2 separate regions of the Homo sapiens genome follow, and region 2 is linked to region 1. A link is a loop called in an ENCODE intact Hi-C map of the cell type or tissue named here. Cell type or tissue: heart right ventricle. All regions are shown on one strand. Links, peaks and the distances in the headings refer to the core of each region. The heading gives the core; the rest is flanking DNA. Region 1 holds the start of MIR8079 (microRNA 8079). Region 2 holds the start of LINC00390 (long intergenic non-protein coding RNA 390).

Evidence for each region. Peaks named below come from ENCODE experiments on the same cell type or tissue, not always from the same donor. Only the 100,000 strongest peaks of a DNase experiment are listed, where the experiment ranks them.
Region 2: it touches region 1 in a loop (2.1-fold over the local background); 13 of 110 quality-filtered maps call a loop at or near these places.

Annotation. Positions count from the first base shown.
Region 1 is chr13:44,193,508-44,201,724 of GRCh38, forward strand. It overlaps MIR8079 (microRNA 8079), which reads right to left and starts at 2,693; the gene lies at 2,622-2,693. In heart right ventricle, for the core only: no CTCF peak of the experiment used is centred there; no DNase peak of the experiment used is centred there.
Region 2 is chr13:44,142,844-44,151,060 of GRCh38, forward strand. It overlaps LINC00390 (long intergenic non-protein coding RNA 390), which reads right to left and starts at 4,892. Exons shown (of 4, transcript NR_132368.1): 1 at 4,750-4,892. SMIM2-AS1 (SMIM2 antisense RNA 1) reads left to right here. Exons shown (of 5, transcript NR_104065.1): 2 at 714-894; 3 at 3,939-4,012; 4 at 5,095-5,233. SMIM2 (small integral membrane protein 2) reads right to left here. Exons shown (of 3, transcript NR_197392.1): 3 at 307-1,079. It overlaps SMIM2-IT1 (SMIM2 intronic transcript 1), which reads right to left. Exons shown (of 3, transcript NR_046843.1): 3 at 3,627-3,803. RefSeq lists a silencer at 836-1,030. In heart right ventricle, for the core only: no CTCF peak of the experiment used is centred there; no DNase peak of the experiment used is centred there.

The DNA of each region.
Region 1 (8,217 bases), core at 1,785-6,784:
GGAGAACTGCATTGCCAGGTAGTTTGAAGACCAACGCCAGCTACATAGTAACATAAGGAGCCTTTGCCTTGCTTTATTTTGGTCTTAACTCATTGCTCCCCTAAGCTGAATAGGGAATGTCAGGCAGCTGTCCTTCATGCCACTGAGATTCTCCTGCCTGAGGCCCCAACCTTCCAGAAGGTTCAGGTGGCTGGGGCCTTCCAGGGGGAGTGGCTGGGTCTGTGAGGTGGCCCATGGATAGAGCTGGGGTACCCTCTTCCTCCCACCTCTCTGGGATCTGCCTGCACTGTGGACCTGGTCATGTCCTGGGGTGGGGGTGCAGAGGGCAAGTGGGGATACCAGGGGAAGAAGAAATGTCACTTGAGCTGTGGCAGACACTGGAGGGCCAGGCCCTGCACAACAACCACTGTTACCATGGAAACTCCCAAGGAGACCGCCGAAGGCCACTAGAAGCAGCCTTGGTAACATTCTTCCATTTCTGACCTCTCATTACATTTGACATAATTGACCAATCTCATTCTGGAGACTTCTCCTTCCTCGGTTTATGTGACATGAACCCTCTTGGTTCTGCTCCTCTCACCCTGAGTGACCTCTGTCAGCCTCTTTTGCAGACACTTACTTCACTCTCTCTTCATTCACTCATTAATCACGGTTACAAAAATCTGGTCTTAGGATCCCTGCTTTCTTTTTTTTTTTTCTTTTTTCTTTTATTTTGTTATTATTATACTTTAAGTTTTAGGGTACATGTGCACAACGTGCAGGTTTGTTACATATGTATACATGTGCCATGTTGGTGTGCTGCACCCATTAACTCATCATTTAGCATTAGGTATATCTCCTAATGCTATCCCTCCCCCCTACCCCCACCCCACAACCATCCCTGGTGTGTGATGTTCCCCTTCCTGTGTCCATGTGTTCTCATTGTTCAATTCCCACCTATGACTGAGAACATGCGGTGTTTGGTTTTTTGCCCTTGTGATAGTTTGCTGAGAATGATGGTTTCCAGCTTCATCCATGTCCCTACAAAGGACATGAACTCATCATTTTTTATGGCTGCATAGTATACCATGGTGTATATCTGCCACATTTTCTTAATCCAGTCTATTGTTGTTGGACATTTGGGTTGGTTCCAAGTCTTTGCTATTGTGAATAGTGCCGCAATAAATATATGTGTGCATGTGTCCTTATAGCAGCATAATTTATAATCCTTTGGGTATATACCCAGTAATGGGATGGCTGGGTCAAATGGTATTTCTAGTTCTACATCCCTGAGGAATCGCCACACCGACTTCCACAATGGTTGAACTAGCTTACAGTCCCACCAACAGTGTAAAAGTGTTCCTATTTTTCCACATCCTCTCCAGCACCCGTTGTTTCCTGACTTTTTAATGATCGCCATTCTAACTGGTGTGAGATGGTATCTCACTGCGATTTTGATTTGCATTTCTCTGATGGCCAGTGATGATGAACATTTTTTCATGTGCTTTTTGGCTGCATGAATATCTTCTTTTGAGAAGTGTCTGTTCATATAGGCATGGGCAAGGACTTCATGTCTAAAACACCAAAAGCAATGGCAACAAAAGCCAAAATTGACAAATGGGATCTGATTAAACTAAAGAGCTTCTGCACAGCAAAAGAAACTACCATCAGAGTGAACAGGCAACCTACAGAATGGGAGAAAATTTTTGCAACCTACTCATCTGACAAAGGGCTAATATCCAGAATCTACAATGAACTCAAACAAATTTACAAGAAAAAAACAAACAACCCCACCATCAAAAAGTGGGCGAAGGATATGAACAGGATCCCTGCTTTCTTTCTCCTCTTTTTTGAGATGTTTCTTCATTTTCTGGGTTTGAGCTATAAGCTTTCTAAAGATGACATAGGTGGAGTTCAGCAAAGAGAGGGAGGAAATGAGTGTTCACTGGTTGGTTGCTGCTTCCTCTGTACCTGTGGCCCGGCCGCCTGCATGTGGTGCCTCTTCTCATCCCCAAGAAAACCCTGCAAGAGTGGTGGGCCCTTAGCCTTTGCTGTTTTGTACATGATGTCCCTTTTGTCTGTGATGTTCCTTTTGTCCATGATGTTCCTTTTATCTGAAATTCTTTTTGATTTCTCCCTCCACTCACCTTCCAAATTTCTACTCCTTTTCAAAGCCCAGTTCAATTACTATTTCTTTTGTGGCATCTGCCTGAATTCCCCAAGCCCCATTAATCCCTTTGTCTGAATTTCATGGCACGAATGTCATCCTTCTATTAGATTATTTACCACATTACAGTACACAGTGTAGTTTGCTAATTTCCCTCCCTGTCCCCTAAGGTTGTCTTTGGGGTGCTAGAGGACAAGATGAGGTCTTATCTCTCTCGGCATCCTGACATCTATCACAGTGCCTAACCCATAGCAGGTGTTTCACAAACATTCCTTTATCGTGTAATAGCTAGCGTTTGTTAGCTCAGCGCATTATCTCAGGCAGTCCTCCATATAACCCTATGGAGTTGGTCATTATCTGATGAGGAGAGTGAGCTTTGAAGAAGTTAAATAAATTGCCCAGGACCACACAGGCAGAATCAGGACGTTAACCAGCACAGACTGAATCTCGAGTCCACACTGTGCTGCATGGCCACCCTCTGGAGGCCTGTGATGTCCCCTCTGACTGCTGCCCTACAGCCAGCAGAGACGATCACTGAACCCAGGCACTTGCACAGCCCAATGCTGAAGAAGGCAGGTGTGGATGCATGAATGAAAGGTGAAGGAGCAAGTGAGTAAACCCACTCTCTGAGTCTTTCATACAATCCAGCTTTCATTCCTGCTCATTCACCCTACCCTCTGCTCCTCCCTTTTAGTCCCCTAAGTACCCCTCCAGCCCTGACCTCCCTTGTCTCACACTGACTTCCTGCAGCACCTCATTGGTGGGTTCCTCAACCCACAGCCTCTTTTTTCCTGTCTCCCTCCCTGTGCCCCACAACACATACAACACCTAAAAATTAATTCTCAAGCCCTGTTGTCAGATCCACACTCCAGGATTGATTTTGGCTTCTGACTCATTGTTGAGTAAAATCTCAGCACTCAAGGCTAACTGTCATTTCCCTACATGTATCTATCACTCTAAACCAAGCAGCGTTGTTGACTGCCCCTGGCCTGTGATTTGCCTGTGTTGCCTCCAGATCTTTTCCTGAGCTATTCTTCTGTGTTTTGAACACCTGTCCCATATCAGGAAATGAGCTGGGTTCTGGGAATACAGAGATTAAAACTTCAGTCTCTGATGCTCCTAGATTAGTGCAAGACAGCTGAAAGAGCAATAACAAAGTCCCATCACTATGGCAGGTGATTCAGAGGAAAGCCCAGGTTGCTATGGAAGCACCTAGGTCATCTACCTTCCCCATCTCCAATAACATCAGCCCTCAGAGCCTTCTCCGTCTGACCCGACTTACCTCTCCTGGGGGGCTTTCTGTGCCTGACGCTTCATCTGCTCCTCTCATTTATGCCAAATTTTCAGAATATATCTGTATTTGTTGATTTATTCATCTGCAACAATATATTTGCTGAACGTGCCTCCTCAACTGGTGAACTGTAATGGGGGAGGAGAAGACAAAAGAAGGCCAACTGGAAGAAATGAAAATGGTGTGTCTCCTTAAGGAGGTTGGATCCCAGAGAAGGAAGATAATGGGAGAGAGAGAGGTGTGGCTTTTGTTGGGCTTCCTCCTAACTATCCATTTTGGTGATGGCTGAGTGTGTCCTGAAGAGAAAGGATTACATGTAACTCAAACCTGATCCACAAAACTTCTGTAGTCCAAGCAACTTCGTGTGAGACCCTTTAAAAGAGCAGACCACAAAGTTAGGATGCAGTGGCTATACAGCCGAGCTGACCACTGAGCACAGGAGACAGAGCCTTGGAACTCTCAGAGATACTGGGGCGGGGAGGGGCTCGTATTGTGAAGGGAGGACCAAAGTCCCACAGGGGCATGCAGCTGGGCAAGCAAAATCTGGTCTGCAGTCGTCCGTCTCACTTGGGTCTAAGGCTAATGAGGCCTGGGGAACACTCACAAGGAGTCTAGTTATGGCTCTGTAGTAGTTTACCCATTGACTGAAGCAAAACAGTCTCCACAAGAGATCCCAGGAGAAACAGAACAGCTGGCCAGGCTCACCTAGCTGGTCCCATAACTTTTCCCACCATCCTGCCAGGCAAACCTTGTCATCTCAGCACCTGGATCCAAGACACTTTGCTGCCATGTTTCCTCACATCTCATCCTCTCTCCCTTCCTAGTCAGAATTCCACATTTGTCACTTTCTGACCTGCATTTGACAACACTCAATGTTGTCTTATCCAAACAACATCTATGATTCAGCCTTCTTGCCCTCAAGTCCAGCATGTTCCCCTCTGGCTCCAAGCCCCTTTCCCTCCAGCCTTTTACAACCACATCACTCCATGTAAGTCACTTGTCCTTTGAACCAGCTGATCTGTGGGCTGAGGAAAGGGTGCTGGGAGCTGAGCTGTAGATGTTCTCTTTGCTGTCTGTCATTCTAGGGGCTTGCCAACATTGGGCAGAGTCTCCTGCTGGCTGAAACTCTCTCACCACAAAGGATTTCATTTTATGTCAGCAGTTTCATAGGCTGAGGGAGTGATAGAGATAAGAGAAACATGAAGAGAATATGCCACAATGACTAAACTCAAGATAGATTTGGGGCAGAGATGTAGAGATTTGGTAAAAGTCCAGAAATCTAAATGCTGGGTGTGCTTACTAAGTGTACCTGTGCATTAAGCTAAGCAAATGGATTCCCTGTCTCCTTGACAACCAGAATACAAACATGTCTTACCTGAATTATCCATTCTCTTTGCCAAAGCCAGTGCATAATTAGTTGGGGAAAAATATACATGCAAGATGAAAGAGTCCACAGCTCTTAAACAATATCCCTCATTGCTCTCTGGTGGAGAGTTCACCTACTCAACCTCACTAACATCTCCCTTGCCTCATTTATCAGCCATGCCTTTCACTTACTGGTGAAAAGCTAATATAGCCTTGCTTCTCCCTCTCAGTCAACACTATTTAAGGGACTGATAAGAAAATTCACTAGGAAGGTTTTTCTGGAAAGCTCTCTATTTATAGAGACACACTGAAGTAGCCATAGACACCAACTGTTAAATTGCCTCCTCTGTGTGTGAAGGCCATGTTGTCACCATCTTAGACAAGGAGGAGATACCTTTCCTCCTCCTCATGGAGACCATGCTTCTATTTGCTCTCTCGGCATGCAACACCAGCCATCTCAGGGATTTGCCTAACAAGCTGGACTATTTCCAGGATATGGGAGGCAGCAGCCTCTAAATGCTTAGGGGTTTTAGGGGCACGGTCTCCTAAGACAAGCAGCAACCAGAGTAAAGAAGTCAGCCCTGAGAAGATAGAATCTCAGCCCTCAAGTCTGGAATGTTCCTTCCCCTATACCTATCCTCACCATCACAGCCCAGGGCTAATGGGTGGACTGTCAGCATGGGAGGACCATGCCCTGACACCCTCCTGGTGGGACACAAAGGGCCTGAAGGCTGCATTTAGAGCGAGTCATCACACTGAGCACACACACACACACCCCAGCCTTGTACCGCAGGGCAGAACCTCCCCAGGGGTGGAGGAGGAAAGGATGGGAGCCAAGTGGGTGACAGGAAGAGAATAAACATCAGGGTAGGGGCCCTGGGTCTTCAAAACAGTGTGAAGCAACAGGATGAATGAATTAAAGTGGATTGCGCTCCAAGGCCCCACACCTTGGTCGCTATGTCAGGTCTTTTCAGGATAAGTCTGAACACTGTGTGAAGAAGAGAAGGGGTGTGAACGTGTGTACGTGCAATAGGGTATGTACACCACTCCATGTGGATCCTGTGTGCATGTGCTGGTGCTTCTGGACGTGTACAAACCCATATGATGCTGCAAACTATACAAGCACACCACATGTTAGCCTAACCACAGAAGCATTGCCAAACCCAGTTCTAATGTGAAAAGCCTCTTCCAAGAGTTGACAGAAACCAAATTCAGGTTCACATTCTGGGCATCACTTAGCATAGCTGGGGAAGGAGGAGAGTTAAGTAATGAGATGCAATGGAGCAAAGAAGAATGTCTACCCATTGTCATCACCAACATCCTGGTGGGGAGGTCACTTGGTGAGGAAAAAATAGGACCCATTATGAATGAGTTGGGATTGGATTCCTGGTGGCCTTCCCAGAAAGCATTCTGCTGTCTTGTGAGAAGCAGGAACCAGAGACAGAGAGGCTGGCTGTGCAGATTCCTTCCAACCCTGCCAGCGGTGGCTTAGTGTGAGGTGCAGGTGGATTTCTTGACAGGGATACATATCTTGGAAGTGGTAACAGATTTATGGCAACTAATTGCACAATAATAGCTGGCCCGAACAGAGCTCTTGAGCAATTGCCAGAACTCTATATTACTACTATTCATTTACATAACAAACATTTTACACCTACTTATTGAGAATAACTAACCTTTATTGAAGGTCACATGCTGTTCTGAGCTCTACATATCTATTAATATCCACAATGACTCTATGAAGTGGGTACTGTTGTTACCACTCACATTCTACAGAGGAGGAAACTGAGGCATAGTGAGCTTAAGTAAGTTCCCCAAAGTCTCTCACTGTATGCAAAAGCCAGGGTTAGAACATAGGAAATTTTATTCCAAATCCCACACTTTTAGTCAGTAAACATATCTGCTTCCTATATTTACTTTTGTACAAAGCTAGTACAAATACTAGGCATTTGAAAGAAGCTAAAATATCATGATCCCTACCTTTAAAGGAGTTTATAGTCTTGGGGGAGAAACAGACAGTGCTGCTTTCTGACTTAAGCAAATTCAGCCTTTCAGAAAATTTCAGGTTCTTTTTACAACTACTATTAACCTCTTGAGGTTAGAGACTTCTGGGGAACTATAAATCCCTTCCCTATGACCTCAAAAATGTCTAATTGAACTCCATATGACATATAGATGCATATTGGCAAGGAAGCACAAATACACTCATTCAACTTGTTCGGCAGTTTGGGGAAGACCCACTCTGGCCTAGCCACTCCAGCAAGCACCATGCATTGAAGACTCCAGCTGGGGCAGATGTCGTGATAGTTCTAGGACAGCACTGGACAGTTCTGGGTGGGATCAGGCAAGAGGGTCCTCTGTGAAGGAAGGGACAGAGGGTCATGGGCTGACTGTGGTTCTAGGTTTACCACCTTATTGTGCCTTGTTCATAAAGGAGAGCAAAGCAATATTTCTAACTACTCCCAGTCTTGACAATATTCATATTACCAAAGAAGTGATTTCACTGAAGATGTGGGGAATGCTAAATAACGCCCCTGCAGATTCTGGTTCATGATCAGGCTCCTCATGGGCTGGCTCACCACCCTGGAGTGTTGCTTCTGATTTGGTGCTTAGGCCTCCTGTTTTACAGGTCCCACCTGATTACCTCCATGTGTCCAAAATCAGCACCATTGAGTCATTTTGTTCTCGTATGCCTTCCCCAAATGGTACTTTGTTGTTCCAAATTAAAATAATTGGCTGGGCGCAGTGGCTCACACCTATAATCCCAGCAATTTGGGAGGCCAAAGTGAGAGGATCACTTGAGCCCAGGAGTTCGAGATCAGCCTGGCTAATACAGTGAGAACTCGTCTCTACAAAAAATTTAAAAATCAGCTGGGCGTGGTGGTGTGCACCTGCAGTCCCAGCTACCCTGAAGTCTGAAGCAGGAGGATCGCTTGAGCCCAGAAGGCCAAAGTTGCAGGGAGCCATGAACACACCACTGCACTCCAACCTGGGCAACAGAGCAAGACCCTGTCTCAAATAAAACTGAAAAATATAAAATAGAATAACAGAGAACATCCCATAATATAAGAAACATTGTAAGGACCTGAGTGTAAGGCAAAGCTGTCTATATCAAAGGATACTTTGGGGGAAAATATGCCTTATATTTGTTTGCTTACTGTCATAGAAGAGCACCTAGTTTGTGCCTGACACAAAGCAGGTACTCAATAAATGTGAGTTTTCTTCTCTCCCTCACTATCTCACTTGGTTTTCATGGAAGACACTATGAGGAAGCTGTTATATTTATTTTACAGACAAGAAAACAAAAGTTTAGAGTTTAAGTAACTTATCTAGTTCATGTGACTACAAAGCGGCCACTCTGGCTTCTAACTGGAGCACCCATGCTCTTCCTACTATGGATACTGCCTCTCTGATA
Region 2 (8,217 bases), core at 1,777-6,776, 51 kb before region 1:
ACACTCTTAAGAGAGATAATAAATATTTCCACCACATCTGTTATGGATAATATATATTTTGTCATCTATTTGCCAGAGACTGTTGTAAGTGCTTGTATACATTAAGTCACTTAATCTTTACAGTGAACACTAAGGTACATCCTATTATAATTCCCATTTTACAGAGACGTTAAATACCTATCTAGCTAAAAAATGTGGGAGCTGTTTTACATTCACGCAATCTAGCTGATAAAGCCACACACCTTAATGTTTGTACTATATATTATTGTGCAAGAGGTGTATTTGATAATGATTCTTGTGTCACCATTTACAAGATGCTTCTGGCTTTTATTAAACTCTCAAAGGGCAGGAAAAGAAAAAAAAATACAGAGGAACCTAAACCCTAAATCAGAGACAGACTACATGCAGATATACAAATGGATGATAAGAAACCAAAGTTGTGGGTACCATGTTTGCAATTCCGTTTTAGCTGAGTGCTTTGGACTATCACGTCCCTCAGTGGCTCCCTGGAGGAAGAATGATTGAATGACAGGATAGGAATGGAATGTAGCCATCATCTTATCTGACCACACAGACACCTCCCAGCAGATGAATGCATCACCTCCTCATGATAATTTTGAAGACTTTCTGAGAAAGTGATAATATTAGCCTATTACCTCACAACCACAAGGAACACTACAGTGACTACAAACCCTATGTGCCTCATTCAACAGGTGTCACAGAATAAAGAAAAAGACTGGGAGAGAGATGGGAGCTGATAGACCAGAGGAGACCAAAGACTGAAACTGAAGACTAAACCATGGAAATTGGGAACAAGCACTTACTCGCTTAGAGGGTGAAAAAAGTGAATTTGCCTACAGGGCCAATTTGGAAGCACCTCTCCCTGGAAGCCAGGTTAGAATTCCTACTAAGGTGTCCTTGGCCTCTTCAGTGGTGGTGGCCTTGAACTACACAGCACACTTGCACACTCAGCTTCTGAATGTCCAGAGCAGTCCTGAGTCTTGCCTGAGAAAAATACTCAGGTTCTTGGGCTTCATCTCTCCCTTCTGCCTTCTTTTCCTCCACCTTTCCAGGTCAGCCTGGGGAATATGAGATGTGAGGAGAGGGGTGAGTGGAGGCTGAGTTTTGACCAATGTTATATGACATTTGAACCTGACCTATGGCAAAAGGAAGATCCTTTGGGAGGCAGGCCTATGTTCTCATCCCTTTTTCTGCCCCTTTGGATCAATTAGCTCTCAATCATTTTCTCTGGGACTGGTAAAGAACAGAGAGGGGCACTGGACAACATCAGCCAAGTAAAAGTAGTGCGGGGGTTGGGTCCCAAGTGATCTGTCAACATCCTGAAATGATATTTTGAGTGACCAGAGAAAATGCAGTCTCCATGAAGGAGGGAAGTCTAGGGTGATTCCTGTAGAGAAATATTGGTTGTGAGATTTAAGGGGTGAACGTGAGATAGACAGGAAATGAGGCAAGAGGCTGAGAGTCAGTGGCACCACTTGCTTTGGAAATGGAGCAAAGTCTCCAGCAAAGGCTGTGAAGCTCACAAAAGCTTGGTCCTGGGGTGAGGTGTGGGGAGGGTTGGCCATATAGGACAAGAGCAGGGCTGCAGACTTAAAGGCCCAAGGACAAGCAATGTGACTCCCTTTCCAGCAAGATTGGGACCTCACCAAACTACCATTTCCCAAGCCCCTCCATCCAACAACTGGATATTCTCTCTATGGCATGAATAATAGCTATTGTGCCACATGGTATGCAAAGACAATTATTATAGATTTGCTTTGTACTGGGCTTTTGCTAATTGGCTATAAGTGCTAACCTTTCATAAGTGACTCTAAAAAGGATGATTTCTGCACAGCTCTCTAAGCATTTGTGGACCCAGTCAGGAAAGCTGAAAGAAGCAGCAGGCTTAGCAGACCATTCTGAATAGCTTTGGAGACATAAGCCAGGGAGACCCAGAATGAGATAAGGAAACCAGTCTTCTCATTTGGAACCTAGAACATTTGAATATGGACACTTTGATGTTCACCTTGGCACCATTAGTATTGAGCAGATTTGTTAAGTATTAGTTTGAACTGTATGATGTGCTGATGTTCAGCTGTTTTTGATGCACAAAACATAGCAATTTCCTATGGCTGAATCTAATAAAATCCTGAGGTAATAAGATATTCTAAGAGATGTTAACTTAGTTGACTGGGGGAGAATGAGGAACTTTGGGGGCCTAGGTCTCTAGGAGTGAGTGTTCCCAATTATAAACAATTCATTAAAAAGAGGCTTGCAGGATCTCCAGTTAAAAATTCTAGTTTCATTTATTTATTCATTCATTGTAACAATATCAGAAATCATTGAGCATCTCCCATGTGTCAGTCACTGTGCTAGAAAGACAGAATAAAATGATGGTCACTGCCCTGAAGGAACACACAGAATAGTGGGAAAGGAGTGAGGATGGTGCAGTGGACAAGGCTATAGGGAGGGCCCTGGGGAAACAGAAGAGGAACAGAGAGAATGATTCTGGGGAAGGAAAGGAGGAAGAGAAGGAGAGGTGTGGTCTTAGCCAGAGAAGGTTTTGATGTGGGAAAGACAAGTAATAATTAACCAAATAGGAAAGGCAGGAAGGAAAGTTCCAGACAAAACCAGGCAGAGATAACCATATGATTTAAAGAAACAAGTTATATTTAGAGTGAATATAGGTATATTAAGTCTACAGAAAGGCATTTATCAAAGGGCTTTAGGCGTCTCCAAGTCAGGAACCATGTCGTATTTACATTCATATAGCCAGTGTTGTGTCCAGGACCATACCTAGCACATGGTAGGTGCTTGGTAGATGTCAAAATAAACTGGCCTGGGGAAAAAAGCCTGAAATTGAAATATACCACAAATTTAAAAGAAACTTTTTCTTTCCTGCTCCCATTAGTCTGAATTGATGAGGTTTCAATGTATTACTTGAAATGTTATGGATGAAAACATTCATTTGCAACCTATCTCTAGAAAGAGATGTGGTTATGTAACCTTTTAATCTGTGTGTCTAAGTAGATGTCAAAAGTATGTGTTGCCTTGAGGACTTTTCTAAGTCTGTTCAATGTTGCTATAATAGAATACCTAAGCCTAGGTAATTTATAAAGAAAAGAGGTTTATTTAGCTCACAGCTGTGCAGTCTGGGAAGTATGAGAAGGATGGTGCCAACATCTGCTCAGCATCTGGTGAGAACCACGTGCTGGGTTAAAAAACATGGCAGAGAAGGTCGCAGGGGAAGCGAACATTTGTGAAGAGAGGCAAAACCTAAGGGGCTCCTGGTTTTATACCAACCCATTCTTGTGGAAACTAATCCATTCTCACAAGAACTAGTCTAGCCTCCCCAGAGCAGGAACTCAGTCACTTGGTGAGACCCATGACAAGCCATTCACGAAGGATCTGCCCCCATGACCCAAACACCTCCCATTAGGACCCACCTCCCAACACCACCACACTGGGGATCCAATTTCAACATGTGTTTGGTGGGAACAAATAAACCATATCCAAACCATAATAGAGACTTTTTCAGTTCCTTATTTTGAATATTTAGTGTGTACTCTCCATAGGCCAGATGATATAACAGGCTTGTGACCACAGTGGTAAATAAGACAAATATAGACCCTGCCTTGAGAGAGTTTAATATTTAGTAGCTAAAACAGTTATTATCTGTTAATTTGCCTGGATGAATCAGAGAAGGCTCTCAAATGAAGCAGCCTCTGGAAGACGAGGGCATTCCAGGGAGGAAGGGCGGCATATGCACCAGCATGGAGGCGGGAGGAGACAGCACGATGTACCTGAAGAAGAACAAATAATGAGTGCTACTTGGGGCTATTGGAAACGAGAAGGAAATGTGGAAGAAGAAGTTAAAAAGGTGGACAAGGGTTAGCTCTTGAAGTGTCTTGAAAAGGAGTTTGTATTTTATTTTGCAGTCAATGAAGAGCCATTGGAGGATTTTAAATAAGGAACCGAAAAATGGAGTCTGAAAATAGAGGCGCAGAGACCGGTAAGTTGGTGGTTGCCAATCAGTGGTCCAAGGAAAAGATAAATGAGCAGAGCCGTGATCAGGACCAGAGAGGAGGCAACAGAAAAGAGATGCTCAGGATACAATCGATGCGCTTCGAGAGTGACTGGAGGTGGGGCACTGTAGAATAAGTGACATGGAGAGATCTAGATTGACCTCTGGGCCTACAGCTCAGGAAAATGGGTGGGAGGTGGCATTCAGAGAGACCAGGAGCACTCCTTATCTTTCAGAGCCCAACACATAATCACCAACAGCTGACTTATGAATAAGATCTTGGGGTCCTTGAAACACCGAAACACTGGAATTTTTAGAATTTTACATTCTTACTGCCCAAGAAAACCCCTTGCAAAGAAAAAAAACAACTTAAGAAAAGTAAAAGTATTTAAAAGGCTCCAACTTCTCCCAAACACCTCCTCTTTTCTGACTCTCCCAATTGTATAGTCACAGCAATAATAGCAGCCACATATTAAGTCATTACCATCTATAGCCAAATAACTGCAAAACCACAAGAGGGCAATGAAAATGGCCATAAAGGCACAGAGTAGTAATTATTTTCCCATTAGCACCAGCTACACTAATATCAACATAGAACAATTAACATTCCTAACCTCATAATTAGGCTATAACCTCTGCATGTCTTGCCAGAGTAGATTGATGAATGGCACAGGAGGAATAAGCAACAATAAGGCAGCCGTGCAGTGAGACCACTGCATCCTCACCTTGTCTGCGGGTGATCCACAGTGCTGTTGGATAGAAAGGCAGTGGGAGAACTTGGTTGTGATTTCCACTGATCTAGCCAGTCCCCAGCTAAAAGCCATCGAATTCAGCTGCACTTTCTTTGAGTCCCAGGAAGTGAGTGTTTGAGTGGGAGAAAAGCTACAGCAGTAATAACACAGAAGGCAGAGTCCTTTTGCATTTATATCTCTTTATTCTGTCCATCACTAGGCAACCATTCTTTGTGCTTAAAACTACACATCTTTGTACATGTGACACCTTCTACTCTGAAGTAACCACTTTGGTTTGCAGTGTGCTAGGGGATATCTATTCTGTTTATTTCTGTTTAGGTCAACCACAATGAAGAACAAGCCATTTTGACCTCCATCCTGGCTCATCTCCTCTGTGTTCTCATAGCATCATATTATAGAATGGATCACAAACGCCTTTGCAGTTGCCTATTTATTTGTCCATTTCTCCCTCCAGACTGTGAGTTCCCAGAGGGCATGTCTTATCTATGTTAGTAGCCACATCCCCGGTATCTGGCTCTGTGGACAACACTCCGTAACTGTTGGAGGAATGAATGAATGAGTGAGTGAGTGAGTGAATGTTTTCCCTGAAATTCAAACCTTGATGGTTGAACTTGTCATTATTTGGTTTACGGAACAAGCTAGGCTGATTGAATTGACTTGGCCAGGCACAATTAGGCAAAATGTAACACAAAGAAGATGAGTACACCAGCCTTGCTGATTGAGGAGATCAGCTGTGGATGAGCCAAGTGCCAGCTGCCAGCTGCAGTTGCAAGGCCATGTTCTTCTTCTAGCTAGGAACATTCTGTGGCAGAGACTCACTCAGGGGTCTGAATATCAGAATCACAACCAGAAAATGGCTCATTATTGCACAGACAAATAATTGGCGGCTCTCTCCAAGTAACAGTGTCTTAAGTTAGGTTCCCTAGAAGCAGATTATAAAACGAAGACTCTTGGTCAAGTGATTTACTGAGCTCATGCTCTCAGGAGAAAAGGAGTGAGAGGAGCATAATAGGCAGGGAGAAAAGCTAGAGGAGAGCTCAGCTGGCGACTGGCTGCAGCCTGATCACCTTGAGCTATGGAGCTGGCCAACCCTTTGTCTCTCTGTGTGGATTAGTCATTGGCTGTGGGCTATCCCTGGGGGCAGGAACCATAACCTCCTAGTGAACACAGCTCTTATTTCAGTAGAGAGCAATTCTCTGGAAAAGTGGGCAGCTGTGAGCTATTGAAAGTCAGTACCCAGAGCTGGAGGATGGGTGCACGGCTGGTAAAGGTGCTCTGGGCATGGCACCTCCAGCATCTACCAGAGTTGGATTGTGGGAAATATTGTTATAGTCACTTTTCAAAAGAATATATTTATGCAGCCAACAGACATATGAAAAAATGCTCATGATCACTGGTCATTAAAGAAATGCAAATCAAAACCACAGTAAGATGCCATCTCACGCCAGTTAGAATGGCGATCATCAAAAAGTCAGTAAACAACAGATGCTGGAGAGGATGTGGAGAAATAGGAATGCTTTTACACTGTTGGTGGGAGTGTAAATTAGTTCAGCCATTGAGGAAGACAGTGTGGCGATTCCTCAAGGATCTAGAACTGGAAATACCATTTGACCCAGCAATCCCATTACTGGGCTTATACCCAAGGGATTATAAATCATTCTACTATAAAGACACATGCACAGGTATATTTATTGCGGCACTATTCACAATAGCAAAGACTTGGAACCAACCCAAATGTCCATCAATAATAGACTGGATAAAGAAAATGTGGCACATATACACCATGGAATACTATGCAGCCATAAAAAAGGATGAGTTAATGTCCTTTGTGGGGACACGGATGAAGCTGGAAACCATCATTCTCAGCAAACGATCACAAGAACAGAAAACCAAACACTGCATGTTCTCACTCATAAGTGGGAGTTGAACAATGAGAACACATGGACATAGGGAGGGGAACATTACACAATGGGGCCTATTGTGGGGTGGGAGGGTAGGGGAGGAATAACATTAGGAGAAATACCTAATGTAGGTGATGGGTTGATGGGTGCAGCAAACCATCATGACACATGTAGACCTACGTAACAAAACTGCACGTTCTGCACATGTACCCCAGAACTTAAAGTATAATGAAAAAAACGAGTTAAAAAAAAAAGAAATATTGTCATAGTAATCACTACCGATTATTGAGCACCTACTATATGCCTAGTGCTGTGCTAAATATATGTATTTGCCCAGATACTCCTTTGGATACACCTGTTAGAAAGGTAATATACTAGCATTTCCATCCGGCAGATGAAACTCAGATTAGTGCTTAGAATATTTCCTTTCTGTGTCTACATTCCTATGATAGAATCAGGATATTGCACCTCCAACTGGCCTGAATTCCATGCATTCATTCTACTCATGAATTCCACCAATGCTTTTGAGCACCTATTACGTACCAAGACTACGCTAGGCCCTAGGGATATATCAGTGAAATGATAGTCTTGGATCCTTTCCTCAAAGGATAAGACTAAGCCTCAGGCCTAGATCCAATGTGATCTAATTAAAAAATATTATTTGGACATCTGCTATGTACATTCTGATTCACCACGCTTAATCAAGAAATAATCCAGACCCCATGCCTCTGTAAAAGTCCACTTGAATCCCTCATATAAAACATGCTACTAGATTGGGAAAGCCTGTTTTCAATACTTCATACAAACCAAGCACGGCAGGCACCTTCCCTGTGCATGAAGATTAAACTTGGTGATCTCTAAATTCCCTTCCAGCTATCACATCGTCAGATTCCCACCTCTGACCATCCACAGTGCTCATGTCTACACTTTTACTGGGGACTGTGATGGTCTGTTTTGTGTGTCAACTTGGCTAGGCTATAGCCAGTTACTCAATCAAACACTTATCTAGGTGTTGCTATGGCAATATTTTGTAGATGTGATTAACATCTACAATCACTTGCCTTTAAGTAAAGGAGATTATTGTCACTAGTATGGGTGGACCTCATTCAATCAGTGAAATGCCTTAGGAACAAAACTGAGGTTTCTCTGAGGAAGAAGAAATCCTGCCTCTGGAGTGTACCTTCACCTCTTCCTGAGTTTCCAGCCTGCCAGCCTGCACTACAAATTTTAGACTTTCAAGCCACCCCCACAATCACTTAAGTCAATTCGTTGAAATAAAACTCTCTCTCCCTCTTTCTCAACACACACACACACACACACACACACACACACACCTCTCCTGTTGGTTCTGTTTCTCTGGAGAACCCTGAATGACACAGGGACCCACCATGTACTTTTCTTATTGTAATATCGTCTGGTATATACAGTTTTACAGCTTCCGATGTGCATAGTTTTGGCCCATCCGGGTTACTAGTAGGCAGATGAAGCCCATGCTTAGAACACCAACAAAACAAGGGTACTAGAACATGAGAAAAGCTCA